Linked DNA regions of Mus musculus: all the other regions are linked to region 2. Evidence: chromatin loops called from intact Hi-C (ENCODE). Cell type or tissue: gastrocnemius. All regions are shown on one strand. Each heading gives the region's core, and the rest is flanking DNA. Links, peaks and the distances in the headings are about the cores only. Region 1 has its middle 22 kb from the start of Mir6381. Region 2 has its middle 7.1 kb from the start of Gbp5. Region 3 overlaps Kyat3 (kynurenine aminotransferase 3).

Region 1 (10,439 bases), core at 1,589-9,588, 160 kb after region 2:
TTATTATGATGCTTTTATTTCCTCAGATGAAGGGATGAGATGAGAGCCGTACCCCAGCTGTGCAAACACACTGCTTGGGCTGATCCTCTCTTCCACTTTCACTGATATTAGAGTGCTTATTCCAGAAATAGCACCACGACTGAATCACCAAGCCATTAGGAGTCTCTGTCTACTCTCTCTCCCCACTCTTTGGGAAATTCTAGTATGCTTCCTAACTCTATAAATGTATCTGATCACCATATTTTATATAAATAAAAAGGTAAAACATAGACTCTTCTTCTATCTTTAATCTTAGCACAACTTTTGAGTTTCAGCAATACTCACATATATCGATTCTTTATCCCGTTGACTAACAATATTACATCATATGAATATCACACTATTTTACCCACTTATCAGTTCATTTTTTTTGCTCTGATGTTTATCATTTAACAATTATGACAGTATTGCACACAGTTGTACATCAGGGTTTGCGTAGACACATGTGTTTCTCTTCAGTACACACCTAGGAATGGAATTAATAGGTTAGTAGTAATTTCCTTTAATCTTTTGAGGAACCAAAAACCTGTCTTAAAATGCCTGTACCTTCCTCAGTGATGAATGTGTTTCGATTTCTTTTCATCTTCAGTAATATCATTGTGAGGTTTTTGGTTTTTTTGGGTTTTTTTTTGGTTTTTTTTTTGTTTTTGTTTGTTTGGTTTTTTTTTGTTTTGTTTTGTTTTGTTTTGTTTTGTTTTGTTTTTTGCGGCATTACCATAGGAGGGGAGAGATTATGCTATGGTTTTGAATGGAAACTTCCTAGTAACTTATTGTTTCAATGTGTGTCTTTCCCACTTGCACACATAAAGAAGTATCCCTCATATGCTTGGTACACGCTAATGTTGCAGGATATTTGCTTACACCGGGAACCAGGAGATTGTGTTTCTTACTAGAAAAATCCATCTCTAACTGTAGTGTGGCTGAAACCTGGCACAAACACATAATTCAAGAGACTTGAGTTTATGAAAAGAACTAACTGGATCCTCTCTAATATAATTTAAAAAAAGGACAGCGAGTTCTGGAGGCCTAATATTCAATACTGATGCAAATAAATCAGGAAAGGCGTGTTATAATCAGAAAAATAAGTAAAGTGGCTCAGAGACCTTATGATTCAGTTAAAAAAAATATAGAGCTAGATGCCATTCTTATGGTATCATCAGATTTTCCTAAATCTCTCAATGTAGTTACTGACTTGCAATATGCAGAAAGAACTGTTTTCCATGTTGAAACTGCTGAGCGTATTGTGGATGATTCAGAATTAACTTTGCTATTCATTCAACTACAACAAATGATCAAAAATAGAAATCATCTCTCATATATAACATTTATCAGGCCCCCTAGCACAAGATAGTGATGAAATTGATCAATTAATAATAGGAAATGTGCTAGAAGCCTCATAATTTTATAAGAAACATCATGATAATAATAAAGATTTAAAGAAAATATTCCTATGACTTGGCAACAAGACAAGGAAATTATGAGGAAATCTCCTACTTGTTCTTTGTATAACCAAACTCCATTACCTGCAGGAAATAACCCAAAAGGTACCCAGAGGAATGAAATTTGGCACATACATGTGTTTCACTTTACAGAGTTTGGAAAATACATAGATACATACTCAGAATTTCAATGGGGAATTGCTTGAAGTTCTGAAAAGGCTGATTCTGTAATTATAGTTTATTAGAAGTTGTGGCTATTACAGGGATACCTGTACAAATTAAGATGGACAATGCTCTAGCATATGGCTCTAATAAAATGAAACTTTTTGCATACAATAATATAAAGCACATTACATGTATACCACACAAGCCTACAGAACAAGCACTTATAGAAAGATCTAGTCACACTTTAAAATATATGCTTAATAAACAGAAACGGGTAATAAAGACTCTCAGAGAGAGATTACACAGTGCTTTATCAACGTTCATTTTTAAAATGCTAATGAGAAAGGAACAAGAGCTGTGAAGAGACATTGGATAATAGAAACAGCTGCTGAATTAAAATCACTCTATATTTTTTTAAAGATGTGTTGACCCCATAATAGAAACTGGGATAAGTGTTATATTGGGAAAGAGGTTTTGTATTTGTTTCCACAGGAGTACACAAGTTGTAGATACCATCAAGGTTGGTAAAGGTTAGATTTGAACAGGAGAGACCTCCTAAATAAGGTGAGGAAATAGTTCATCAGACAGCTTGGTTATTCAGTCCAAACTAAGTTATAAAGGCTAACAAGAACATTTCATGTGATCAGGCATAAAAACATAAAAGTGAAAAAAGATAATATTTTTAATAATATATTTGATAATTTACAAAAGGCACACTTGCCTTACTGGCATGAAATGAAAAATGGGTTTTCTTAAACCATGTGTCTTAGTTTCATGTAACATGTTAGACTGTAGATTTCCACGTGGCCCACACCATCTTGGACATTAACTTTTCACTTTTCTTCTTAAATAAAAAGGATATTATTGTTGTTTGGTATTAAAAACACAGTCAAGAGATTTAAAGTATGTTGAGTAAATTCAACGAATTACTACAGTTCAAACCTGTTTTCTCAAAAGGTAAAACATATACTCTCCCTCTTTGGAGCTAATATAAAATATTTGAATAGCACGGTGGAAGCCCATGACTTGAATCCCAGCCGAGACTGCCAGTTCTCTAAATATACCAGTTGTTTTCTAGATTCTAGAGTTACATTTAGTAAGGTGGCACATACCTTTAATCCCACCAACCAGTGACAAAACTCAGATACAGCTTATAATTGGTATGCTTTCACACTAGAGAAATTTCATACTATATTTACAGATCATTTAAAAACCCCTTTATAAATGGGTTACTAGAAGAGCAGCTAATTTGAAATGAGGAGAGGAATAGAGGGCCAGTGATTGCTGGTAAGCTCATCTATGTGCACACAACCCCAACCAATATTGAAAGAGATGGTACCTTCATTGTGGATGATGGTACCTTCATATTTATTGGTGAATTGACAACTGGGGACTCTTCATAAAGCATAAAGGAGCCCACCAACACTTGCCTGCTGGCTTCCATTGCAAACATGTCTATATATGGATAATAAATATTCGGTGTTTGAGAAATAAATCTGGATATTTATACAAAGCATGGAGAACCTTATACTCAGTCACTGCCGGCCACTCTATGGTCATAAGGGTGCGCCTAACAAAGTTCGATTGGATCTGTGAGAAGGCAGAGCACTTCACAGGCTTAGTCATGGAAGGAAAAGTATTACAGTGGAACTCGTACCTGTCTGAATTCCATTGTGACCAGGATGTGGTAACAAAGGTGTCTGTGCCTTCTGGCACCAAGGAAATAGCTCAATTGCCTCTAACCCCCATCCCTAACCCACTCATCACTTCCCCAAAGAAGTACCCATTGAACTGTGGAGACCAACGGAATGGTCACAAGAGTTGGTTAATGCATGGTTTACTGATGGTTCATCAACCACTGATGGAGGCAAAACTAATGGAAAGCCAGAGCCTAGAGACATGGGGATGGAATGGCCAACACCAAGGAAGGAACCACAAGATCAGCATAGCACTATTGGCTATAAAACAAACAACTAGGAAAACAAAAAGTAAAATCTCTCTCTTCTCCAATTCATGATGCATTTGCAATAGTATAGCTATATGCTTACCAAAATGGAAAAAAAACACTGATGGGCAGAAAAATGGCAAAGATATCTGGTTATGGGAAACATGAATAGAAGTGGCAAAACCTAGCAAAACTTAGCAAAGACTTAATATTTTATATAGTCATACAGGCAAGACAGGCAGAATGTCTTAAAATAATGAAATAGTGGACAAATTGGCATCATGTTTAATTAAGACTGGGATATTAAAACTTGTCATGGGACAAATTTAGAATAAATTAGGAAGAATGATAGATTACACATTTGAAAAACTTAACAGTTTATCCCTAATACTAAAAAATAAGGGGAAGTGGAGAACCAAATTAAACCAAGACAACCCTACACAAATAACTAATTTAAGGAGTCCATAGTCAGTAGGTGGTTCGCATCTTTAATCCCAGAACTTGGGAGGCAGAGACAAGCACATAAGAATCACAATGATTTAAATGTAAAAGCAGCTTGCAAAAGGCAGGCTGACGTTCTAATTGAATGTCCTTTGTGATCTAAAAACAAATATACTTATACCTTGAATTTATATATAAAGAGAAAGGGGAATATAAGTATATTTATCCACATATACTAAGGAATATTTTAGTTTTCAAATTTCAAAAGAATTTTTAAAATTTCAATTGTAAGGTAATACTTTTATTGTTGCCCCGCCTCATATTGCCCCAGGAAAGATATAACCTGCCAAAAAAGAAACCCCAATAGTTAGGTTAGGGCAGGGTTTTGTTTTTATTTTTCCCGGAGAATAGGAGCATCCAACTAAGTAATCGAGAGATCACTGGACAAGTCTGGACAAGTGAAACCTACCCAGAATTGTTCCTGTCTAAAGGAAACACAGGGACATCAAACAGAACAGAGACTAAAGGAAAGGCCATCCAGAGACTGCCCTACACTGGGATGCATCCCATCTGCAGATACCACACCCTGATACTGTTGCTGATGCCAAGAAGTGCTTGCTGACAGGAGCCTGGTATAGCATTCCTCTGAGAGGCTCTGTCAGCATCTGACTAATATAGATGCGAATGCTTGCAGCCAACCATCAGACTGAGCACAGGGAACCCAATGGATGAGTTAGGGGAAGGCCTAAAGGAACTGAACTCCATAGGAAGAACAACAATATCAACCAACCAGACCTCTCAGAGCTCCCAGGGACTAAACCATCAACCAAAAAGTATACATGGATAGGTCCATGGCTCCAGGTACATATGTAGCAGAGGTTTGCAGCCCTTGGTTCTATGGAGGCTTGATGTCGTAGCATAGGGGGATGCTAAAGTAGTGAGGCAGAAGTGGGTGGGGGAGCACAGTCGTCTTAGAAGCAAAGGGGAGGGGGATGGAATGGGTGGCTTGCAAAAACAATAATAAAGTAATAAAAAGATAAAATAAAGTAAAGTAAAAATTGGTGTAAAATGAAATCAATTATAAAATCAGTACCATATTAATAAACAGTCACTTAATTTAAAAGAAAGAAAGAAAATGTCTTAAGAAAAGAAGTTGCTAAATGATATTGCCTACCTCCAGCTTTTCTCTGCTGCCCTCTACAGGCATAAGTGGCAATTGCGCTCTCTCCTCTAAACCCATGAACACTTAAAAGAAAAATCCAAAATGCTGCGGGAAATATTAAAAAAAAAAAAAAGAAAGAAAGAAAGAAAAAGAGAAAGAGAAAGAGAAAGAGAAAGAGAAAGAGAAAGAGAAAGAGAAAGAGAAAGAGAAAGAAAAAGAAAAAGAAAAAGAAAAAGAAAAAGAAAAAGAAAAAGAAAAAGAAAAAGAAAAAGAAAAAGAAAAAGAAAAAGGAGAAGAATGAACCTGCCAGCTCTCTGAGGGGCCGGACCATGCTCCCATGCTCCTGTTGCCATCAACTCTCTCCAGTTATCCCCCACTGTGCCTGATCACTGTGTTCCCAGCTCTTGTTCACTTGTCCCCAGTGCTCCTAGGTCTTCCTCAGCCATAAACCCATGTAGTCAGCGATCCCATATTCCTAAATAGAACTATATACTAAATAGAACTGCCAACCTCATGGTTGTATAAAACGATACCCATTAACCCGGTAAAATCAAGACTCTTAAAACTTAATTAACCAATATACCAATAATATCACAATTTACAAGAAGTCAACACAATAATTTCAGAGCCAATTGATAATGGTAAAAGCTTTATCCCAATTAATCTAACCTTACAATATCACAACTGCTTGTGGCTGGTAAACGCCACATGAGTTCACATCTGCAGCTATCTTCCTTCTCTCTCCTCTGCCTCTTTCCCCTGAGATGCTCTCTGTCTCTGCAACTCTTGCTTAGCTCCACCTCCCTTTCCCCTGTACAATCACAGGCCTCCTCTGCACTAATGTAATTGGGTAGGGAAAACCCTGCGACACCAAAATCTGTCACATATCAAAAGAACCACCTAGCATTCGAAAGAGGAAAACAAAAAATAAGAGAATATTCTATAGTCACTAGTCTCATACACTTTCAATTTTCATTTGATACTTTAAAACATTTTTAAGGTATAAATATTATCTCAAAAATCTGTAAGATTTTTATGTAGGAATAAATTTTCTGTAGTGACAACAATAGCCATACAGAATCCTAATTCTAGAAATAAGCATCATCTAGCTTCATGTATGTGTTTTCAGGTTTGAGTCTGAAGCAGGTAACTGGGAACCAAGTTTGAGTACCTCAAATGCATATAATAGATTCTGGTCCCCAAACCTTTCTGAGATCTGCTGAGTATGGATTCAAAATATTTCTTCTACCATTCCGGAATAACAGTAACCTTTGAGCTCTCAAAGATGATGGGGCTCTGCAACAATGAATCCTCCTGAATTGTGGTAACACTAACCACTTAGATAAATTGCCCCATACCTCTTCTGCCACAAACAGTGGATACCTTTTGGGTTGACTGCTCTGTTCAACCTAGCCAGGATGGCCACAGCCACAGATCAGCTTTGGACTATAAACTGCTCAGGACATTCAAATGGCTGAGTTCATAGGAAGAACATATGAACATTTAACAGAACTTGAATTCAGAAATAATAATCCTAAAACTGCCAAATATAACCAAGCTGGACATTATGTAAAGCTTGGCAGAAATAGCTTCATTAGTGTGAATTGTTTTGCTGTGTTAGAGTTTAAATCTTTCCTGTATATTTAGACAAAAGGGGGAAAATGTTTCAAGATATTTGATCACTCTGTAAACCACAAGATTGTTATTTACTGGAAAAGCCTGTTTCTACTTGTGTCCTAGCACACAGTTTTAATCCAAGAGCTTCCCGTTTATATTAAATAGGATTAAATAAAGTCAAGTACAGGTCAAAAGACAGAGCAATAAACCAGTTGACTGTTGGTTCACTTGCAATCATTTCTGTAGCCTCCCCTCCCCCAGCCTTAGGGTTCCACTGTTTACACCAGGATGGAGCTTGCCTGCTCAATCGTTCTGCCACGCCCACTGCTGGAACCTGCCACTTTGCTGTTTGGAGCCATACACGTGGTCACTCTGCTACTGGACTCCAAGATTATTTGGCAGGAATCAGGCCCCTCCCCCTTCCTTCATAACTGAGTGTCGGAACAGTAAAATTGAGCTTTGATCAGAATGCCTGTCTTAGCTGCATTTCTTTCTCTCGCCGCCTAGCCCCTCTTCTCTTCCAGGTTTCCAAAGTGCCTTTCCAGGCTGGAACCCAGGCTGTGATCTGCTGGCTGGACACAACACATCTCCACATGATGTTTGCATGTTATATACATAAACATTATACATATACATACACATATAATATACATATATACATATATTATATATATCAGGTCTTGAGAAATTGATGCTTAATAAAAGCATTTGCTACAGCTGGGCGTGGTGGCACATGCCTTTAATCCCAGTATTCGGGAGGCAGAGGCAGGTGGATCTCTGAGTTGAGGCCAGACTGGTCTACAAAGTGAGTTCCAGGACAGCTAGGGCTATACAGATAAACCCTGTCTTGAAAACAAAACAAAAACAAACAAACCAACAAACAAACAAAAAAAGCATTTGCCTCATAAGCTTAAAGACCTGAGTTCAAATCCCAAGAAATAAAAATTTAGTAAAATCATATCACAAATGTGGTGTCTTGAAGCAGCAAATTCATCCTCCTACAGTTCTGCAGAATGGGTTAGCTAAGTCATGATGTCACCAAGTTACCCTTCTTCCATGTTTCTGGGAAAGACAGGTTCTATGCCATGTTTCTTCCAGGCCCTGAGGCTGCCAGCATTCCTTTGCTTTCGGTTCCTTTGCCTCCACCTTTAGGTAGCTGCTTACCCCATGACTGTATCTGCTCTTCTGTCTCTCATATAAGGATGCTGATTATATTGTGGCTTCCTTGGCTGAACCGTACACTCTTCTCTCATACTTATTAATTCTCATGTCTGCAAAGATTATTTTTTAAATGATGTTCAGAAGTTGTGGGGGTTTTCAGAAAAAAAAAAACTCAACTAGCTTTTACTGTGTGTTAATTAAATTCACTACTATGTAGTACACTTTCTTTGTTTCTTGTGTTTCTCATGTATGTTTTATTCTTTGAGTAACCCTTCACTTTCTGCTTTTGTTTGAAGTGGATGGTGTTTTATTTTTATGTAATATTACAATTTTGGGTTTTTTTGTGATACCATTTTTAATTACATTCGTTTTCAAAAAGTGGTTTACTTTTATATTTTTACTGGTGTGGGTGTGGGTGGGTGTGTGTGTGTGTGAATGTGCACGCTCACACTTGCTTGTGAATGCTGTGACCTTGAAAGCAAGAGTCACTGAGTGGATCCATGAGTAGTTATGAACTGCCTGGAAAAGTTGCTGGGAAACGACCAGGGTCTTCTTCCCCAGTTCAGTGTCTAGTTTTCTCAGTTATATCTATGGTTCCTCTATGCTTGCCATGGGCTCCTTGGCTTATCACATTTTACTTCAAATCCATACCAAGTTAATTTCAGTAATCACCAAAAAACTATAACATTATTCTTTCTCCTGTTTTGACACCATTTTATGCATATTACATAAGAATCTGTAAGAATCACAGTTGTAGCTATTTTATATATGATATCCCAAAGCTTCAAAAACCTTGAAATGATATTATACAGACTGAGCAGGTTATATTTAGAAATATTTTATAAATACATGCATTTAGATATATGCATGTAACAACAATCAATGAAAAAGAGAGTACATTTGGTTTTTGTTCTCTTTTCTTTCCCTTTCCCTTTCCCTTTCTCTCTCTCTCTCTCTCTCTCTCTCTCTCTCTCTCTCTCTCTCTCTCTCTCTGGTTTGGTTTTCTGAGAGAGTGTTTTGTGTAACTGTGCCTATACTGGAATTGCCTCTGTATACCAGACTGGGCTCAAACTTTCAGACATCTACCTGACTTCACCTCCCAGATGAATGGCATACAACACCACCACATGGCAAGTACATTTAATTTAAATTTAAAGAGGTGGCTGGCAGTCACATCTGGTTTAGGACTGAATCTGTTGGACTCTCTCTTACCTGTCCTGGAGGTCACGTGCAGCTTGTTTGGGATTACTTGCACAAAAATGGCCTTTTAGTGTTTATTATGAACAAACATGGTCTCTTGGCACATGCCTCTGTCTTAGGTTGAAAAGAGCCACAGGACATTGGCCCATCCTTGACTGCTGGCCCTCAAAGCACACCTTTCACCCATTCAGAACAAAGCCACAATATGCACTCAATGCATCTCTTCATAGTGGTGAATAACTGCCATCTGAGCTTTGCTGAATGCGAGCATATATGGAGTTAACTGACCTGCTTGAAGTACAAAGTCAAAAGTTAAAAGCAACAGGATTAAAGTTGTCTGTGGGGATGTCCCAAGCACTCAATTCAGTTGCTAATTAGCAGCGATCAGACCCAAGCTCTGGCTTTGTAGTGTGGGGGAGGTGGCTTTGAGAATCAGCAGAATAACTGTTACTTCTCAGGAAATAGTGGAGGCTATGCTCCAAGTTAACTCTGCTGGTAAATAAAGAATTTTTTTTTAGCCATTATCATAATTGGAATCATACTAGAAGACACAGGATCTGTGTCCATTTGATGAACAAATCTTTCAGGCAGCCATCACGCTCTGTCTTATTTTTGTGAACAAACATAAACAGAACCTCTTCCCCATATTAAAATGGGGTCTGGACCATTCCACGTATTAGTTAGAGGGTCCCACTATTTAACCATGGCATATGAATTAGAAGTGACTGGGTGCCAGTGGCGATCTGTTGCAGACTGACCTCTAGCATCAGTTTGCAAAAATTTTAAAACAAATAAGACAAAAGCAAGATGTGCTTTTGGTGACCTTGTGAGGGGTATAATTCTCCCCTTTTTGACTTTAAAAGCCGTTTGGGCGCAGAGTTGGCAGACACCCCCAAGGTCTCCTAGAGGACTCTCCACGAGATCTTAGGACCACCAGTGAGTGGAACACAACTTCTGTTCCAATCTGATTGCGTGGGACCTGAGATAGCATTAGGAAAGCAGGAAACCCGGCCTGACCAGGGTCACAATTCCCTTCTGGGCAACGCCAGCACTGGATCACCTGGGCGCAGAGTCAGTGGACACCCCCAAGGTCCCTAGAGGACAGCTTCTGAGACAGACCCCATTTCAGGCTCCAGACATCCAGGCACCTTCCCTGCCAGAGGAGAGTTGTCCACCCTGCCCGGGAAGGCTTTGCCGGAACTCCTGGGGGAGCCATCTTGGTTCCCGGATCCCTCTGAGACTAGTCTGTGCAGGGGAGAGTGTGGACTAC
Region 2 (10,439 bases), core at 1,354-9,353:
CTGAGGACCCAGCTATACCACTCCTGGGCATATACCCAAAAGATGCTCCAACCTATAACAAGAACACATACTCCACTATGTTAATAGCAGCCTTATTTATAATAGCCAGAAGCTAGAAAGAACCCAGGTGTCTCTCAACAGAAGAATGGATACAGTAAATGTGGTACATATACACAATGGAGCACTGTGCAGTAATTAAAAACAATGACTTCATGAAATTCACATGCAAATGGACACAACTAGAAAATATCATCCCGAGTGAGATAACCCAGACACAAAAGAACACACATGGTATGTACTCACTATTAAGTGGATACTAACCCAAAAGCTCACAATGGATATGATACAACCTGCAGACCATATGGAGTGTAGAAGGAAGGAAGATCAGTGAGTGGATGCTTCATTTCTGCATTGGAGGGTGGGGTGGGGGGACAGGACGATTGTGGGAAATGGAAGGAGAGGAGGACAATGGAGGCAGAAGGGAAGAATAGAAGGAAATAAGGGAGGCAGTATCAGAATCTGGAGCAGATGTGAGATACAGAGAGTCAGGAAATTGGATAAAAATAGGTAGCAGGAGGGATGAGGAACTGGGGGAAGTCACCGGAGTGTCCCAGACACCAGAGAAACGTGAGACTCCCAGGACACAATGGAAATGACTTTAGAGTAATGTGCAGAGCAGGGGAAGGTAGAACCAGTGGAGACCACCACCTGTAGATAGGCATGGCCCCTGGTCGAGGGGTGGAGCTACCCACCCATCTCAAAGGTTTTTGTTTTTTTTTTTTTCCCCCAGAAATGTTTCTGTCCAAAGGAAGAACGGGGAAAAAAATGCAACAGAGATTGAAGGAAGGGCCAACTGGGGAGCAGCCCCACCTGGGGATACATCATATCCGCAGATATCAATCCCAACACTGTTGCGGTGGTCAAGAGGTGCTTGTGGAGTGGAACCAAGTGTGGCAGTTCCTGGGAGGTCTGGCCAGCAACTGACCAATGCAGAGGCGGATGCTTGGAACCAACCATCAGGCTGAGCTCAGGGAACCTTGTGGGGGGGGGGTTGGGGGGGAGCTGGCAGAGGACTGGAGGAGCAGAGGGGGATTGCAACTCTGTTGGAAGAACACCATAGGCTGGCCTGACCACCCAGTTCTCCCAGAGACTAGACCACCAACCAAGGTGTGGACCTAAAGGGTTCCAGATACATATGTAGCAGAGGATGGCCTTGCTGGACAGCAATAAGAGAGGGACCCTTGGTGCCAGGGAGGTTTGATGCCCCAGAGTAGGGGGATGCTGGAGCAGTAGGGCAGGAGAGTATGGGTGAGTGGGGAGCAGTCTCATACAGGCAAAGCCGGGGGGCGGGTAGGGGAGGAGGGCAGATGTGAGATGGGTGGGTGGGTGGATGGCAGAGGGGTAACTAGGAAGTGGGATTTCATTTGAGATGTAAATGAATGGAATGATTAATAATAATAAAAGAAAATTAAAACAAAACCCGATATCTAGCCACAAATTCAGCCATATAGAAATTACTAGAAGAAAAACTCATCACAAGAAGGATAACTATACCCATGAAAACACAGGAAATAAATAATTTCATAGGAAAACCAAAAGAAAGGAACTAAGTGTTCATGTGTGCCTACTTGCACACCACACACACACACAGACATACACAGACACACAGACACACAGACACACACACACCACTACCACCACCACCACCACTTGGTCACCACTACCACCACCACCCACACCACTACTACTACCACCACCACCACCTCCACCAACACCAACAACAAAATCATAGGATCTAACAATCATTGGTCATTTTTGTCTCTCAACTCCACAATAAATGGACTCAACTCCACAATAGAAAGAAACAGGCTACCGGAATCCATATGAAAACAGGATCCATCTTTCTACTGCATACAGGAAATATACCTCAACATCAGTGATAGACATTATGTCAGAGTAAAGGGTTAGAAAAATATTTTCCAAGCAAATGGACACATGAAGCAAGCTAGTGTAGCCCAACCATATAGACTTCCAACCAAAATTAATCAAAAGAAATGGGAAAGGACACCTTATACTCTTCAAAGGAAAAATCCACCAAGATGAAGTCTCATTTCTTAACATCTGTGCCCCAAGTTCAAAGGAACTCAGAGTTGTGAAAGAAACACTACTACAATTTAAATAGCACATCAAATGCCAAAAATTAATGGTGGGAGACTTCAACACTCCACTCTCACCAATGGACAGGTCACTCACACAGACAAAAACTGAACTGAGAAATAATGGAGCTAACAGACATGATGAATCAAATAGTCCTAACAAATAGAACATTTTACCCAAACAAAATTAACCATATACTCATTCACAAACCAATTTCAACAGATATAAGACAATTGAAATAACATCTTGTATTCCATCAGACCAGTGCAGATTAAAACAATATCCACAGCAGGAAGCCTAAACACTCATGGAAACTGAACAACTCTCTACTTGATGGCTGTTTTGTCAAGAAAAAAATAAGAAAGAAATTAAAGACTTCCTAGACTTCAACAAAAATGAAAGCACAACATACCTAAACTTATAGGACACAATGAAAATGATGCTAAGAGGAAAGTTCATAGCACCAAGGGCCTTGATAAAGAAAATAGAAAGATCGCATACTAGGAAAGTAATAACATACCTGAAAGCTCTAGAACAAAAAGAAGCAAACACACTCAGGAGAAGTAGATGGCAGAAAGTAATCAAACTGGGGGCTGAAATCAATAAAATAGAAACAAAAAGAACACTATAAAGAGTCAATGAATGAAGAGTTTGTTCTTTGATAAAACCTTTACCCAAACTAACTAGCCAAATTAACAAAATCAGAAATGAAAAGTGAGACATAACCACAGACACTGAGGAAATTCAAGAAATCATTAGGTCTTATTTCAAAAGCCTGTCCTCCACAAAATTGGAAAATCTAAGTAAAATTGATGATTTTCTAAATAGATACCACTAACCAAAGTTAAACCAAGATCAGGTAAACTAAGTAGTTCTATAGCCCCTAAGGAAATAGAAACAGTCATTAAAAATATCCCCCACCCTCCCATCCCCATCCCAAAGCCCAGGGCCAGATGATTTAGCACAGAATTCTACCACACTTTCCAAGAAGAGCTAACACCAATATTAGATGTTAGCTAATTACTCCTCAAATTACTCCACAAAATAGAAACAGAAGGATCATTGGCATTGACAAATTCATTTTATAAGACCACAATCACCATGACACTCAAACCACACAAAGACTTAACAAAGAAATATAATTATAGAATATTTTTCCTTGTGAATATTGATGCAAATATACTCAGTAAAATATTTTCAAACCAAATCCAAGAACACATCAAAGAGATCCTCCCCCATGATCAAGTAACCTTTAACACAGATATGTAGGGATGCTTCAACACATGAAAATCTGTCAATGTAATCCATCACATAAACAAATCAAGATAAAGAAACCACATGAATATTTCATTAATTGCTGAAAAAGCCTTTGACAAAATTCAACATCCCTTCATGATAAAAGTCTTGGAGAAGTCAGGAATACAAAGGACATACCTAAAAATGATAGAGGCAATATGCAGCAAGCTGATAACCAAAATCAAATTAAATGGAGAGAAGTTCAAAACAATTTCATTAAAATCAGGGACAAGACAAGGCTGTCCACTCTCTCCATATCTATTAAATATAGTACTTGAAGTTTCAGCTAGAGTGATAAGATAACTTAAGGAAATCAAGGGAATATAAATTGGAAAGGAAAAAGCCAAAGTATCAATATTCCCAGATAATACGATATTACACATAAGTGACACCCAGACTTCTACCTTAGAACTCCTACAGCAGATAAGCACTTTCTCAAAGTAGATGGATACAAAATTAACTCAAAAAAAAATCAGTAGCCCTCCTTTATACAAACAATAAATGGGCCGAGAAAAAAAATCAGGAAACAATGCCCTTCACAATAGCCACAAAGAATGTAAAATATTTTGGTGTAACTTTAACCATGCAAGTGAAAAACCTATATGACAAGAATTTCACATCATTGAGGAGAGAAATTGGAGAATATATCAGAAGATGGAAAGATCTCCCATGCTCACAGACCAGTAGGATTGACAAAGTAAAATATGCCATCTTACCAGCAATCTACAATTGCTTTTCAATTCTTCAAGTTTTCACTGCAATTACCATTAAACGTCCAACACAATTCTTTACAAACCTTGAAAGAGCAATTATCAACTTCAAATGGAAAAACAAAAAGCTCAGGATAGTTAAAACAATCCTGTACAATAAAAGAAAGTCTGGAGGAATCACCATGCCTGATTTCAAGCTATACGATAGAGCAATAGTAATAAAAATTGCATGATGTTGATAATAAAAACAGATAGTGGAGCAGAGTAGAAGACCCAGAAATAAACCCACACACCATTTTGACAAAGAAGGCAAAACCATGTAATGGAAAAATGAAAGCATCAACAAACTGTGCTGGTATAACTGGATGTCTGCATGTAGAATAATGCAAATATCTATCTCCCTACACAAAACTGAACTCCAAGTGGATTAAAGACCTCAACATAAAACCAGATACACTAAAACTGACAGTCAAAGTGGGGAATTTCCTTGAACTCATTGGTACAGGAGCCAACTTCCTGAACAGAACATCAGTCACACAAGTACTAAGACTAATAATTAATAAATGGGACCTCATGGAACTGAAAAGCTTCTGTAAGGCAAAGGATATCATCAAAAGATCAAAAGGGCAGCCTACATACAGAATGGGAAAAGATCTTCACCAACCCCACATCTGACAGAGGGCTGATATCCAAAACATACAAAGAATTCAACAAACCAATAATCCAATTTAAAAATGAGGTATAGATCTAAAGAGAATTCTCAATAGAGACATCTCAAGTGGCTGAGAAGCATTTAGAGAAATGTTCAACATTCTTAGCCAGCAGGGAAATGCAAATCAAAATGTCTATGAGATTCTATCACCTGTCAGAACGACTAAGACCAAAACAGCAGTGCCAGCTCATGCTGACATGGATACAGAGCAAGGGGACACTTACCTCTCAAGTGAGTGTTAACTTGCATAGCCACATTGGAAATCAGTATTGTGCTTTCTCAGAAAATTGGGAATCAACCTACCTCAAGATCCAACTCCTGGGCATATATCCAAAAGACGTTCCATCTTACCACAAAGACACTTGCTCAACTATGTTTAAAGGAACATTATTTTTAATAGCCAGAAACTGGAAACAACTCATCTTACCACACAAAGACACTTGCTCAATATGTTTAAAGCAGCATTAATTGTAATAGCTAGAAACTGGAAACAACCTAGATGTTCATCAACCAAAGAATGGAGAAAGAAAATGTGATACATTGACACAATGGAGGATTACTCAGCTGTCAAAAAAAAAAATAACATCATAAAATTTGCAGGCAAATGGATGGAACTAGGGAAAAAAAGTTATCCTGAATGAGGTAACCCAGACCCAGAAAGACAAACATTATATATACTCACTTATAAGAGAGTATATTTTAAAGGATAATCCTGCTACAATACACAGACCCAGAGAGATTAAGTAAGAAGGAGGGTTAAGGGGAGGATGCATGACTCTCCCTGGGAAGGGGAAATAGAATAGATATTGTGGGAGGACTGGAGGCAGGTGGGGATGGAAACAGGAGAGATCAGGTCAGGGGAGAATGGAGGGAGAGACTAATGGGGGAGACATCTAAAATTGGGGGGGGGGGCAATTTGAGGGCAAGGTAGAAATCCACTACAATAGAAACTCCCAGGAATCTATTAGGGCTTACCCTAGCTAAGACTCCTAGTCATGGGGAGTACAGAGCCTGAACTGACCATCTCCTGTAACCAGGCAAGACTCACAGAGGAGGGATTGGGGCACAAACCCAGCCACAAAACCTTCAACCTACAATTTGTCCTCCCTGCAAGATGTGCTGGGGTAAAGGTGGCACAATACTTGTGGCAGTGGCCAACCAATGACTGGTTCAGCTTGAGACCCATGCCACTAGAGGGAGCCAATGCCTAACACTGCTTGGATAGCCAGTAACCAAAGACTAGATTGTCCAGGGACCCAAGATAGAAACCAACAGGACTGAGGAGGGAAAGAAGTCAATGAAATGATCCTTAATGATATTCCGCTATACTCATGGATGGAAGCCTAGCATAATCTTTATCAGAGAGGCTTCATCCAGCAACTGATAGAAACAGATGCAGAGACCCACAGCTAAAAACTAGGGCGCTTAGGACATCCTGTGAAAGAGAGGAAGGATTGAAGGAAGCCAAGGGTCAAAGAAAACCCACAGAATCAACTTGCCTAAGCTCATAAAGGCGTAGAGAGACTGAACCGACAGTCAAGGAGCCTCTCTGGGTTTAGCCTAGGTCCTTCTATGATTGTGTAGATTGGTCTTCCTGCTGGACTCCTAACAGTGGCAATGGGATCTGCCTTTGACTCTTTTTGACTGCTTTTGGGAACCTTCCACACTCTTACTGGGTCACCTCATCTAGCCTTGATAGGCTGGGGTCTTACTGCAACTTGGTATGCCATGTTTGGTTAATATCCATGGGAGGCCTGCCATTTTCTGAAGAGAAATGGAAAAGGAGTGGATTGGGAGGAGGGGAAACTGCACTTAGGATGTAATATATGAGAGAATAAATGAAGACAAATAATTAAATGAAAGGGGTTGGATGGCTTTGGTATCTGGTATTGGAGGGAGGTGACAGCAATGGGTAGAAAATAGTGTTTCTGGAAACTGAGTTTCCACTCGGTCACAGGAAAGCTTATAATGGGACTTGAGGTGGCATATCTGTGTCCCAGTTCAAAGGTCAGAGTGTAAGCAGATGTTCCTTAAACCTGACAGCAATGATATCTCAGATGTGCTCTGAATACCCCACCAGTGGGACACAGTGTCTGCTTTTGCCCCTAGTTATTTGCATGATGGCCATTTTCCCCCTACCTTTATAAAAACAGTTTTTTTTCTATAGAATACACAGAACTTATAAATACACTAGGAGTCAAGTGACTTGACCATATATAGATGGTGTAATACCTCTTTTGTGATGTTCAGCATCATTCTTTGTCATTTCTCCCCCCCCCACCCTGATCATTCCTCACCTTTGTTGCAAAATAACCCCCACTCTATTCTCTTAGCTGCGATCACAAACTTCATCTATAAAACGTCTTGAAGAAAATAATTTGTGTTTTGTGGTACATGCAATGTTTATTGCTCTGATCAACTCTGTTCTTGTGTCATAATATCAGCCATGGAGGCAGTTGTGTTTAAATAAAACTTTATTTACCAAACAGCCGACAGAGAAGTTTGGTTTACAAGTCAGAGTCTGTAGATTTCACGACAGTAGATCATGACTCACTTTCTACTTTAAACTGTCTAATTAAGTTTCCGTTTATTCTATCTCAAGTACCTAAGGACCTGCTATGCTGTCTGCTCCCTTAGTTCCATCGTGACCTTTTACTGCAGTTCCCATTGAGCATTTCAAACGGCTTGAAAATACTACCTGATCTGGGCATATCCTCCCTCCCCTTTTTTTGGTTGAGAAGACAAAATAAACAATTAATAATAATAATGAAAAAAAACACAAGAAAGAAAATTAGGAATGAAAAAAGGAAAAGAAACCATAGAGGAATTTTAATCCAGTCACATCGGTGCTCAGGCGAGGGATCGCATCCAAAGACCTGGGTCTGTGTGATCTAGCCTGAATGCAGACACACCTATAGTATACACCTCTAATCCCAAACAATGTAGGTAATGTTAGTTTATAGAAGGAAGCAGCTATGTTTGAAAGTGACATCTAATTGAGGGGCAGACAAAGTGAGAAAACGGAGGAAGATGTGACAGAATGAATCCGAGATAGAATAAGCCCAACTCTCAGAAAACAGATAGGAAAAATAGGCAGTTTAAGAGCAGTGCGGAGCGAGTCATGGAGGCACCTCAGAGAGTCCAGTTCAGTTCTAGCTCAGACAATGCAGTTTGAAATGGGATTGGTGTATTTTGTTTGTGGGAAGGACACAGCCTTCAGGAAACACAAGAGGAGCATGGTCCTCAGCTAAAGGAGCCCTAGTAAGCTGATACACTGTGGTAAAAATGCTCACCTTAATTATTTTCATTGTCATCTGCTTAGTAATTTTTCTTGCTTTCCGGATTAAAAAATCAACAGTATCAGAAGTCTCACAATAATTTTCATTTTCTGTTTAAAGCATTAAATAATTAGTATTAGATTAAAATGCTACAAGATTGTTATAATTGTAAAACTAGAATAAGTAAAGCTCCAAGCTTACTCTTTTTACAAGGTACATATCCTTTTTGGGTCATGGATTTCTTTTGGGTTGGAGAACCCCTGGACCAAAATCTCACATAGTAGGAAGATGTTGTATCCTGCTGAGGACCACAGCAAGGGAACACATGTCATGATGATGAGATCTTCCATCCCACACGTCGTGCCTCCAGAACTGTGGGAGGGAACTTGTATTCAGATTTCAGATGCAAAAAGTAAAATTCCTGTGTGAAAAGAGACAGTAGAGTATCCCTTTCCAACATGATTGCTCTCGTCTGCTCATTCAGTGACTATGTACTGGGCACTGACATGGACTGGGCGTGAGTGAAGGCAGTCGGGATGTAGCCACAGTCAGAAGTCATGATTCTTGTGCTGCTTTGTTTTGTATTTTACAAAGAAGACATTAAACAGTCGTGCAGAATATTTCAATTTCCGCTAAGCACTGTAAGGGAGCAGGCGATAATTTTTCTTGCTTGTAGGTATGGAGAAGAGACCCTCTATTCTCAGACAGAAATACTTTCCTGAGGGACATAGAATTAAGATAAATTAATTTTTTAAGGAGTACAATGTACTCAGATAAAACATGATAAAAAGGAGTTCTAGGCAGAAGGATTTTGTGTGAAACTCTTGGTTGAGGTTGTGTATGGGATTCTGTGGTCAACTGGAGATAGACTGAGGCTACAAAAGGACAGCAGGGGGCAGACTATGTAAGAAACTGCAGACTGGCTATGCTGAGCAATAGGAAGTGTTTATAAATGTTGAGCAAGTGATATAATTATTCAGTGTGCATGTGTGTGCGTGTGCCTGTGCGTGTGTGTGTGTGTGTGTGTGTGTGTGTGTGTTAGAAGTCACTGTGTCTCTCACTGAGAGCACAATGAAAACAGATCAAACGGTGATTAGCATTATGACATGCCCTGGCAGCGGGCCTATCTACATTCTACAGGTAGTCTAGTCCTACAAAGATGTTAAACAAACAAGCGCTGCATGATAAGAGAGGGTGGTTCTGGAATCCAACCCAGGAGGAAGTTTGCTCTCCAAACTGAGCACACTTCCAGGTGTTGTGTTTTCAAACAGCTTGGCAGGAGTGTTCTCCCCACAGGAAAGTGAGCGCTGAAGCCAAAGCACAGCTCTTTGCAACGGCACTTCCTGAAATCTAAGTCTGGAATCTGAAAGCAACTGGACCTCTGAGGTAACTTGGGCATTTCTAAGAATTCAGCTGCTTTTCTCAAATAGCAAAAACAGGAATGTGATTTAAACACACACACACACACACACACACACACACACACACACACACAGGGACAGCCAACTACAAAATTCAAGTTCAAGGGCAATTAAACCACTTACCCCTGTGGTGTTTCTATCTTGTACATGCGTTTGATCTCCCAGTCTCTCTGTCTCTCTCTCTCCTCCTCTCCCCAGTGTGTATATGCATGCTCAGGTGTCTAAGATGCTCTCACACATGGGCCATAATTAGATGAGGCAGGTTGCTTTTCACTTTGCTTAAGACAACTCCTCTTTCATTGTTTTCTATTGCATAATATATGCCAGTGGCCCCACAAGTTTCCGAGGATGGCCCTATCTGCTTCCTAGTTTTGCTTAAAAGAGAGCTGGGGTTACAGATGCATACTACAGCAGGTAGCTTTTATGTGGGATCTGGGGATTCGAACTCAGGTCCTCATGATTACATGGCAAACACTTCACTTACTGAGCCAAGACTCCAGACTCCAAGGGTACTCTTGAAGACTATTTTTAGACACATATATCCACTGGGAACTTCTGTAGTTCATAGTTCAGAAACGCCTCATGGCATGAATACTGTTGCTGGCTGTGCATTTGGTCAAAGCCTTGGAACCATTGCCGTATCAGCTGTACCCCTGTCCTCCACGGGGCTTCCAAAGTCAGGGTACTATTTTCAATGATTGCTATTGTCATGCAGCATCCCACTGCCTGACCTGGAATAGCTGCTGCAAAGGCAGCATAGAAAGACAAAAGCACTAGCTCCTTATTTTAAAAACATGACCCAACAATTCCTGATAAACATACCTGTAGGCACATGGGAAGGGTGACAGAAGATTATAAATACTGG
Region 3 (10,439 bases), core at 821-8,820, 220 kb after region 2:
CTGCATGCTCACTCAAGATTTTGAGACAGTCTTGCTAGCCCAGGCTAGCCACAAACATGATCTCCCCACTTTACTCTTACAACTGCTAGGATTTCCAAGGACACTATGATCAGCACATAGGGGTAAGTTCTCTATGAGCCCTACTTAGTTGATGTCTGTGGGCTGTGTTCTTCTGGTGTTCTCGACCCCTCGGCTCCTATAGTTAGTTCTTCCTCCTCCTCTTTCCTCGGGTTCCCCAAGATCCTTTGGGGAGAGACTCTACTGGGTCCAGCATGGCCTTATTGGGGACAGAATAGCACGCTTCCTGCCCCTGGGACAGGGTCAATGGATGTGGTCCTCTATGAGTGTCTATGGCTGCCATGGTCATAAGGCTTGTTTGTATAATAATGTGCATATTTTACACTTCTCCTTTAAGGAATGTCCTCCCTGTTAACCTTAATGACTCCATGACAATCAGATAGTATTAAGACCAGGAGGCAAAGGTGCAGTTAACATATTAACAAAATGGTAAACACTGGGACCTTCAGGACAGCCCTTAGGGCTGTGGGAAATAACTCTAAAAACATGAGTTGGAAAATACATAATTTCTCAACTGTGCAAAGTATAAGGATGCAATATGAATTATGAGTGATTCAAGAATCTAGAGGAACAAAGGCAGCTGCATTAATGATCCAGCTTGTCAGAAAAATACAGAGGCAGGGAGATTCCTGAGTTCAAGGTCAGCCTAGGACTGAGCAGGGTTAGGCCCAGGGGTAGTATAGAAATGGTAATTTCAGGATGGACTCCAACCCATTTATCTGATCACCTGTGTTTAACAGAGTCAGATTTCTGAATCCTTATACAATATTAAAAGAAAATGTGTGCTTGCTGTCTCCTACGAATTAAGGAGCTAGGGTGATGGGCTACTGATTCATAGGAATCAAAAGGAAACCTGAAGTGACTAGATTGATATGTAAAATAAAAGACTGGGCTTATGAACTGCAAGAAATGAGCTATCCAGAGAATTTTTTTAGAATAGCAAGAGAGTACTGTTGAGAGAAGTGTCTCAAGCAGGAGAGAGAGAGAGAGAGCTAGCTAGCTTTCTGCAGCTCTCCAGAGAAGAAAAGAAAGCAAAACAGAGAGAAAGCAGTCTGGAAAGCTGGCTCCAGCAGAGCATAGGCCACCAGCTTGCACTCACGAATTGACTGCGAGTGGTTTGTTTTTGCAGCTCCCAGACACCCCTTCTCTCAGGACCCCTCTCCAAGCCGAGGTTGGTCCCTGGTAGGATCCAAGGAGATCTCCAGTTTGGACTCTCTCTCCACCTAAAGTTTGAGTGAGGGTCTCTATAAGACGAAGAAGAGGAGCTTTCAGGTGATTCCAGAAATGGATAATAAATAATAGAAAGGAAATCCAAAAGGAAAAGAGGCCAGGAAGAAAGCTAGTATAGTTGCCAAAGATGTGAAGTTCTGTAGCTAAATATGCTTGCTGTTAAGCTTGACACACTGAGGAGGGTGTCTAGAACTCACACGGTTAAAGGAGAGACGTGAGTCCCCACAAGATGTCCTAGGAGCCCCACACTCATTATTAGCACGGTTTAACGTCTAATGCTCTGAACCTTGAAGTCTAAATACAGCATAGCATAGTGAGGGCGAGAAGTCTGAAGCATTTTTTATACCGTGTATATATACCTGAAACCCCTCATCAACATTTAAGGTGTATATGCGCTTGTGTTCTCTCAGCCACCCACGGGGATCTTGCAATGGTGCAGCGAACGCTCATTGACTCCTCTTTCAATGTCTCTTTTCTCTAGCATGCTTTTGGCCCAGAGGAGACTCATCTCCCTTGGCTGCAGATCAAAGCCCATAAAGACAATTTACTCTTCTTCGAAAGTCCTCGGACTCTGCACTTCTGCCGTAGGTATTGCTTGTCACAGACCCAATATTGCATGTATTTTCTCACGTTGGTTAAAAATTATGCAATTTCCCAGGGACTTTTAGTATCTCAGTGGGAGGTGTAGTTCTGTGATGTGGGCTGAGGGAGTGAGTCTTAGTGGGGGGTGTAATTCTGTGATGTGGGCTGAGGGAGTGAGTCTCATCACTGGCCAGAACTCTGGTTCTTTGAGCACCTGCCTGCTTGTCGCTCGTGGCTCATCGTGGTGGCCGTTCTTAGTCTACGGTCACAAAATATGAGTTTGAATATGAGTTTCTCTGTGTTCCAAATGAGAATGTGTGACAGGTGTATTCACTTGCCCAAAGTTGGGTACCTTACTCACCGTGCCTGGCTCTGCCATGCTGAAGTGCAAACCTTTTTGTTTAGCAAAGGCTATTGCTGTGACCAAAAGTCCAAAAGTGCAGGTCGATGACCTCCAGTTCACCTAATTCAGTGTTTCTCAACCTACGGGTTGTGACCCTTTCACAGGAGTCATATCTGATATCCTGCATGTCAGAGGTGACACTTAACAACAATAGCCATCACTTAGGTCATCAAGAAGGGGAAGCCAACAGAGCTGCCATTTATTATTATTTATTATTTTGGTTACCTGTGGAGTTCAGGTGCCGTCTCACTGTTAGCTTCAAGGTTGATAGAGACAGGGGTTCACTCAGGTTAGGGGTACAGGTTAGGAGTGTTGTCTGATAGTCATGTGGGTGTTAGGTGAGACGCAGAAGGTGAACACTGGAGTTGCACGTGTGGACCACTGCACAGCATGCCAAGCTGTACCTCGCCCCACCCCCAGCATCTGGGAAACCTCCAGGGCTTAGCTGTGTCTCCAGCTGCCATGAGTTCAGAGAAGCCAGTGGGCACAGGTGTGTATGAAATACGCAATGCATGGAAAGGCAAACTACTTTCTCCACAGACTGAAGTCAGCCAAACGTGCAGCAACAGGCTTTGATAGATACCTGTTTGCCTTCAGTTTAGGAAGGTCCAGCGCAGTTCACACCCACTGCGCTCCTAGGACCGGTCCTGGGAGGGTGTGCCGCCCGTGCCTGGCTTCCTGTTGAGGTATGTGTAAGATTTTCCTCTAACACACCATCTCTCGGAGAGTCAGGATTGACCCGTCCAGCAGGTCCAGTTATTCGAGGATCTCGAGGGGACCTCCTCCTAATAACCAAATGGGGGGTAGAGAGAGACGAGGGTCTTGTACGAGTAACGACACGGAATCCGTTCTGAAGTTGTATCAAGACCCCCAAAATGTATTAGCCAGGCCCAAGGTTTAAATACACAAGCAAAGGGGGAAGTGCCTTTCAGCAGGAAGGATGGGGCAGTAGAATTGCACAAGGAAACGGGGAAGTACAGATACTTATCAGCGAGAGGGATGGGGTAATACAAGCAAAAGGAGAAGTATTTATCAGTGGGAGGGGGGGCAATAGAATTGCACATTCTTAGGCAGTTACGCGGGGAAGCAGGAACTTGGCGGTATCAGGGTATCTTGAGGTCAGGACATCCGGCGCTGACTTTCTTGGAGCGGTGCATCCGGTGGCCCACTTTTGACCCTCTTTTCTTCTCGGGGGGAGAGGCCCAATTCAGAGATCAGGACAATAGTGTTGCCTTAATGGCTCCCAACACAGGATCACTCATGAGTTCAGTCAAGAGAAGCTGAACACATCACATTCAAAATGTTCATTTTTTTGGCTGGTTGATTTGGTTTGGTGCGGTTTTTCAGACAGGGTTTCCTGTAAGGGAGTCTGACCTAGAGCTTGCTAGGTAGCTCCGGCTGGCTTCCTCCTGCCTCTGCCTCTCAAGTTCTTGGCTTACAGGTATGCATCACCATGCCTGCCTGCCTGCCTGCCTGCCTGCCTGCTTATTTGTAGTTTGAGACAGGCACTATATAGACCAGGCTGACCTCAACTTTGTAATGATTCCTTATCTCCAGCCTCCAGTACTGTTGGGAATACAGGACAGCCACGAAACCCAGCTTAGAAATAATAGTGTATAAAATAGAGAAACCGAGTATGTGTTGCTTAGAGGTTTCCGTTAGATTCTCAGACCTTTGTATCTGGAGTAATTGCCTCATCCTTAAATCTTAGTTCAGAGGTCCGGCTGAATTTTACATTCAGTTTTTCCATCATGGCAGGAGCAGTCTGTGTTGGTGCTGCCATCTAGTGGCCAAACATAGTAATCCACCTGGTTTCCTGAATACGGAGCTCCTATCTGGGAAGCTCCTATCTGTGAGATCATTTTGTTTATCTTTACTTGAGGAACTTCCGTTCTTTCCAGAGAGAAAAAGGAGGCGTGGTCTCAGAACACCCTGACAACCTTTTCAAATCAAGTCTAGATGCAACAAACTACAGTGAAGACTGACAACTCAATTGATCGTTTGCTAGAAAACGATCCGTGAAAAACCAGCCACAAGCAACCACACAGCATCCCCGTAACCCCGTGGCAGCGGGCCTTGTGTTTGTCTGTAGCTCATGGCTTACCTTGTGGAGCTGTAAATTGAACCCAGAGCCTGCACACTCAAAGCAAACACTCCTCCACTGAGCTATAACCCAGTCCTTTGATTTGTTCTTTGTCATTACGGATTAGTTCGCCTTTGTATTTTATAGGAGGGTTTTTTTTATATACATACAATGATTTTAAGTGTAGCATGTCGGTGGTTTCTCCCTCCTTGCCGTTGAGTGCTACTTCAGGTTGTAGATTGGCCGTTGCTTCCTTCTCTTTTCCCCCTTTGAGAAGCTTTGTGTTGTTTCTAGGTTTAGATTTCTGTGCATAAACTGTGTGAAGGGTCCCTGTGCCTTGATTTATTAGATGAGGTTTTCCGTTCTCTTGTAAACACCTCACAGTGAGATGTCTGCTTTACTTTTAACTATATTTAAATTATGTTTAGTTTTTAGGTCACTTCCAAAACATTTCCCAAACTGCCTGGACCCCATTACATCCCATGAGGCCTGAGCAGTAGCCAGTGGCCCACATCCCTGTCCGCAACACTTGCTGTCTACAAACATCTTAATGGATTCATTATGATGTCTCCTGATTTTAGTTTTCATTTCCCTGGAGATTCCTGGGGCTTAATGTCCCTCCCTGAGAGTGAATTTGGGCGTGGGGTGGGGGAGGTTACTTTGTGTCTTGGGAAGGAAAGTAGAGTAGGTGGGGACAGAGATGAAACAAAACCTGTGGGCTCGAGGTCTCTTCCCTGTGTGCTGGAGCGCCCCTCTGCACTTCCAACAGAAGCGCCAACCTTCTTATCATTCTCCTTTATACCAAAAGACTGCATGCAGATTTAGTCTGCAACTCATGCAAATAAGAGGTCTGATAGCTTTGGGCTGTTGAGGGCATCTGATGTGCCAGGGGAAGCCTCGGCCCTTGGTAATGTCCCAGTGAAGTCCTGAGAGTGCCGGGTTGCACAGAAGCCCGAGTGACAGCTGTGTACTTCACAAAAGAAGCCATGGCATAGGTTGGGAGATAGTATGGCATTTCCAGTGTGTTTTAAACGAAACGAGAGACATTATGAAGTATTATTAGTGATAAGGAATGAAGGAGTCCTAAGTGCTGTGGCTGTGGGCACTGGGACATCAAAATATACACAAATAAGTAAAATTAAAATACAATAGTGTGAGTGTGTGTGTGTGTGTGTGTGTGTGTGTGTGTGTGTAGTATTCAGGGTTCTTCTAGAAGAATACAGAATCATACATTGTATACAGCTCTGCTTTTGCTATTTTAGGCCTTTCTTGCCCTCTAGTCACCTTGGCTGCGCTGGGTAAAGACTTGATTAATGACTTCTACTGTCTGGATTTGACAGCCTCGTTTCCCTCAGCTTCATCCCCTTGTTTGTGAGGCTTTTTCTGTACCCGTCTCATCCAACCTACAAGCATTAAATCCTGTGGGTTAAGTCCTTAAAATGTGTACAGCTGTAGCTTCCTGTATTGGGCGCCCGGGTTGTAATTCCTTTCATCTTTGGAACTAGCTTTGTTGACAGTTTTCCTTATCTTTGCTAAACTCGCTCGCCACCGCCACCGTGTGTTGAAGCTCTAGAGAGGCACCCTTCCCTTCAAGCTGAGGAAAGATTAAGTAGCTTGTGATTTCAGCAGCTTTGTATAAGACACAGCTCGTGAATATGCAACACCTGAAATCTCACTGATGAACAAATGCACTCCACATGCTTGGCTGTGTTCAAAATTCACACCAGACCTTTAGCTGCTCTCTAGGAAGTAAGTTTTACACAACCACTATTTACCTCTGCCGTTGAGTCTGGTGTGCGAAGAGCATCTTATGACCTTGGTCAAAGCGAAGGGAGATTGCTTATTCTGGGGCCAAATATGAGTTGCCGTTGTTCAGGAGCACGGGAACACCCAAATTCCATGTTCCAGTGTGTTAACAGTCTGATGGAGCTTTTGTGGTAATGAACAAAGATAGTCATGAATCAAGCCAGTTTTAAAATATGTTGGTGAAGACATTAGGTAGGGAGGTTAAAGCAAGGTGCGTGCGTGCGCATGTGTTGGGGGGGGGTCTCTATTCTTATCTGTGACACTCAGCCTTTCGGTTGGCAAAGCTAGTGATCTATTATACCATTCAAAGGATTTTTGTACATTAGCCATAAATACATTAGAATAGACACTGAGTCCCTCAAGGGGGCTGAAAATAACCTGAGAGAAATTGAAACTGGGCTCTGGACCTGCAACGTTCCAACCTAACCTCTGTGAGTGACCAGTGGCTTCTCACCTACTTCTCACCCGTCAACTGATTTCCCCAGTGCGTGAGCAAAGCAAGTGCTTACGCAATGGGAGGTTTAGTTTGTTTTTGCTTCATTTTGTTTTCTTCTCTTCATTGCCTTTGGAGGCCAAAAGGCTGACATCACTTTAATAGAGACCTTCCTTCCTACTGAAGGAAGGAAGAGTCTTACGTTCTCTGGCTTTTCAGTGGTTTCCATGGGGGGTTTTGGCATTCCTGACTTGGAGAGCCATGACTTTAGCCTCTGTCAAGGCCTCCACACTGGGTGCCCAGATGTCCCCTTAAATGAGGAGCCAACACATCAAAGCAGATGTGAGCCCACCCTAGTGACCTCATCTTAACTCTGGCATATGCAATGAGCCTATTTCTTCTTTTTACGACATCTTTTTTTTAATTTTTTATGCATCTGAGTGTTTTGTCTGCATGCATGTGTATGTATCACATACATTGATTGATACTTCCCAGAAGAGGGTGTCAGAACTCTGGAACTGGAGTTACAAAATCTTCCATGTGGGTGCTGGGACTAAATCACATCTTCTAGAAGGATATCCAGTGCTCTTAGCTACTGAGCCATGTCTCCAGTCCCCAGGGACCCTATTTCTATAGCCAAACTCTGAGTATTAAGAGTTAGGGTCTCCACCTACGTAATTGAGGCACACCAAATTCAACCCATAACAGCGACCTGTCTGATCCTGCCTTTATTTAGTTGTTTCCCAAAGTACTTACTGCTTCCCCTAGTGGGCAGTTACATAACCCGACTTCATGGCTCAGCCATGAAATAACTGATTATATATATATATTTCTTAAAGGAGGTAGTGTTTGGGTAGAGGCTGAATTTTGTCTCAAGATGACAGTGACAAAGAGCAGAGCAGCAGCTGAGGTTCTGTGCATAAGAAATATAAGCGAAAGGAAAACCTTTATAATCTTATGCTTTTAGTTACTGTACTGGGGCTAGGAAGATTGGGGTTAAAGCATTTGTCGTACAAGTGTGAGGACATGCACTCCTGTGGGAAACGGATGCGGTCGCATGGGCCAAGATGGCGCCCTGGCCCATTGCCAAGCCCAGTGAAACCCACATGTTTACTGCCTTGCCCGAACATGCGCAGTGAAACTGCATGTGTAAGCTACCTGCCAAGTTGGATCTGTCAGCCTATCTGTGACCGATCTGAGCTTGTGCCTGGAGCGTGTGTGATTCTGATTGGATGAGGTGGTGTGGAGGGAGATGAGGTCAGTTGCCGCTACTGTATAAATATAGACCTTGCCCTGAGGGGAAGAGAGCTGTAAGTGGAGAGGGCTGTGCCCCAAGTAAAAGAGCTGTAAGTAAAGAGCTGTGCCCCAAGTAAAAAAGCTGTAAGTAAAAAGCTATGAAGGAAGCTGCAAGTAAAGCGGAAGCTGCATGAACCCATCTTGGTGTCTGTGTCGTTCCTGTCTCCAAGGGCGGCAAGGACTGCGGAGACTGCGACAAGTGTTGGCCCGTACGGGGAACTCATAATTTTGGTAAGCAGCGGTAACTAAAGAAAGCATAGGCCTGATAGGTTCCCCGGAAAAAAAAGGGGACGAAGCATTAAGGTTCTCAGATATAGAGACGAAGGTAAGGTTCCTGGGAAAAAAGGGGACGAAGCACTAAGGTTCTCAGGAATAGAGACGAAGGGAATTTCAGCAACATGGGTTCAACTGCGACTAAAATAAAAGTAAAAATGTTAGCCATCTGGATCTTAGTTGGGGCGTGCTTGGGGGACGCCAGTGGATAGTACAGTGCTGAAATAGAGGAAGGAGCAGTGGTGCTTGAGGAAGCTAAGGAGATTGCTTCTCAGGCTAGCTGCTGAAAACTTAAACAGCTTAGACAACAAGCCAAAGATAAGAAAGAGAAGAAGAAATCTCGCTCTGAAGGGTCTGCTAGTGACAGCGATGGGACTGATGGTGACAGTGACATCTGTAGTCGGATGTTCCGCTGGAGTTTGAGACGTGGTAGGCCACCCGAGCCATCAGCCCCTCTGTTGCCTTCTCCTCCCCCCTATAAAGATGAGGGAGACAAAGGGGGAAAGCGTAATCTTCATGAAAAGTCTGGAAAAATGTGCCCACTGTTGCGGGGGCCTTCCCAGTATTTCAGGACCAACAGGGGCAACGGAATCATGAACCTCTGGAGTGGAAGGTTATACAAAGATTGAAGGAGTCGGTTTCTACTTATGGGGTCCAGGCTGCCTTTGCCGTAACTCAGGTTGAGTCCCGCGTAGCCCAGCTAATTCTTAAGGGTATAAAGGTGGGACTAGGAGCTTTTGGTAAACAACCTGATGTAAAACGGATTGAGGTACTTACCTCCACTAATTGGCTTCAGTTTGTCATGACCCGGACTGAGCCAATCCCAGGTGCTGTTAATGTATTTGCTGATGGATCCAAAGGCGGTGTGGGAGTAGTTTATGTTGAAGGAAATCAACCCCAAGCTCATGTATTTCCCTATCAATCTGTACAAGGTGTTGTTGGAGCAGTTAGTATTTTCATTATTCATATGTCAGAAATGTGTGTAACCTCTGTTCAGTATCAGAATTTTTCCAGAGCTGCAAATCTGTCGCATGCAATTGGTGCGATGCTGCTAGGAAATTGGAGTCATGATCTCAACACAAAGAAGGAATTGCAAGCATCAATTGTTGCCGTGAACAACACTCGTGTGGAAATTTCAACTGCAAAGCAATGGCTGGAGATCATGCAGGGAACTGTGGAATTCTTAAAAAATTGGGGAGGGATAGCCTTTTGAGCGCTCCTGCTGACTGTTGTGTGTGGAGGAATGCTTTGGTGGATGGCACATATGTGAAGGCAGCACAGGGCTGATAAATGAGCCTTAGTGCAGGCTATGGCAGCCTTAGAAGCTGGAACACCCCCCCCCATGTTGGCTCAACATGCTGGATTAGTAATCAATGATGGGTAAGACCCTCACGTGTGCATACCAACCTAAGACAGGATGGCGAAAGTGAGTTCCTCACTCCCATGATGGGTAAGGATGTGGCACAGATGGGGGCAACCTAAGACAAATGTTGATCCCAGGGCTACTAATAAAACTAAAATGGGGAGATGCAGGAAGCAGTTGCAGCCGCATGGGCCAAGATGGCGCCCTGGCCCATTGCCAGGCCCAGTGAAACCCACATGTTTACTGCCTTGCCCGAACATGCGCAGTGAAACTGCATGTGTAAGCTGCCTGCCAAGTTGGATCTGTCAGCCTATCTGTGACCGATCTGAGCTTGTGCCTGGAGCGTGTGTGATTCTGATTGGATGAGGTGGTGTGGAGGGAGATGAGGTCAGTTGCCACTACTGTATAAATATAGCCCTTGCCCTGAGGGGAAGAGAGCTGTAAGTGGAGAGAGCTGTGCCCCAAGTAAAAGAGCTGTAAGTAAAGAGTTGTGCCCCAAGTAAAAGAGCTGTAAGTAAAGAGCTGTGCCCCAAGTAAAAGAGCTGTAAGTAAAGAGCTGTGCCCCAAGTAAGAGAGCTGTAAGAAAAGAGCTGTGCCCCAAGTAAAAAAGCTGTAAGTAAAAAGCTGTGGAGGAAGCTGCAAGTAAAGCGGAAGCTGCATGAACCCATCTTGGTGTCTGTGTCATTCCTGTCTCCAAGGGCGGCGACTGAGACGATGGAGACTGCAACACACTCCAAACCCCAAACCCACACAAAGCTGAGCACGATAGCATGCATGCATCCCAGCCCTCGTTTAGGAGGATGGGAGGCTGAGACAGGAGAATTCCCCGAGAAAATTAGAAGCTAGTGAGGGATACATAGAAGCCATCACGAGACTCTGTCTCAGATAAAGC

The links. Hi-C counts contacts between places; a loop is a spot of excess contacts. Peaks named below come from ENCODE experiments on the same cell type or tissue, not always from the same donor. Only the 100,000 strongest peaks of a DNase experiment are listed, where the experiment ranks them.
Region 1: a loop joins it to region 2, with 7 times the contacts of the local background. A loop is called at or near these places in 17 of 42 quality-filtered maps.
Region 3: it touches region 2 in a loop (9-fold over the local background); 31 of 42 quality-filtered maps call a loop at or near these places.

What each region holds. Positions count from the first base shown.
Region 1 is chr3:142,640,908-142,651,346 of GRCm38, forward strand. No RefSeq gene overlaps it. Among named protein-coding and RNA genes, the nearest start is that of Mir6381, 22 kb to the left of the region's middle. In gastrocnemius, for the core only: a CTCF peak has its summit at 5,225 (motif pointing left); a DNase peak (open chromatin) is centred at 5,231.
Region 2 is chr3:142,484,587-142,495,025 of GRCm38, forward strand. No RefSeq gene overlaps it. Among named protein-coding and RNA genes, the nearest start is that of Gbp5, 7.1 kb to the right of the region's middle. In gastrocnemius, for the core only: a CTCF peak has its summit at 9,034 (motif pointing right); DNase peaks (open chromatin) are centred at 6,063, 9,089 and 9,231; H3K27ac peaks cover 534 bases.
Region 3 is chr3:142,704,900-142,715,338 of GRCm38, forward strand. Kyat3 (kynurenine aminotransferase 3) reads left to right here. Exons shown (of 14, transcript NM_001293560.1): 2 at 1,790-1,892. The coding sequence starts at 1,791. Among named protein-coding and RNA genes, the nearest start is that of Kyat3, 9.1 kb to the left of the region's middle. In gastrocnemius, for the core only: CTCF peaks have their summits at 4,077 (motif pointing left) and 5,937; DNase peaks (open chromatin) are centred at 4,084, 4,338, 5,923 and 7,707; H3K4me3 peaks cover 457 bases.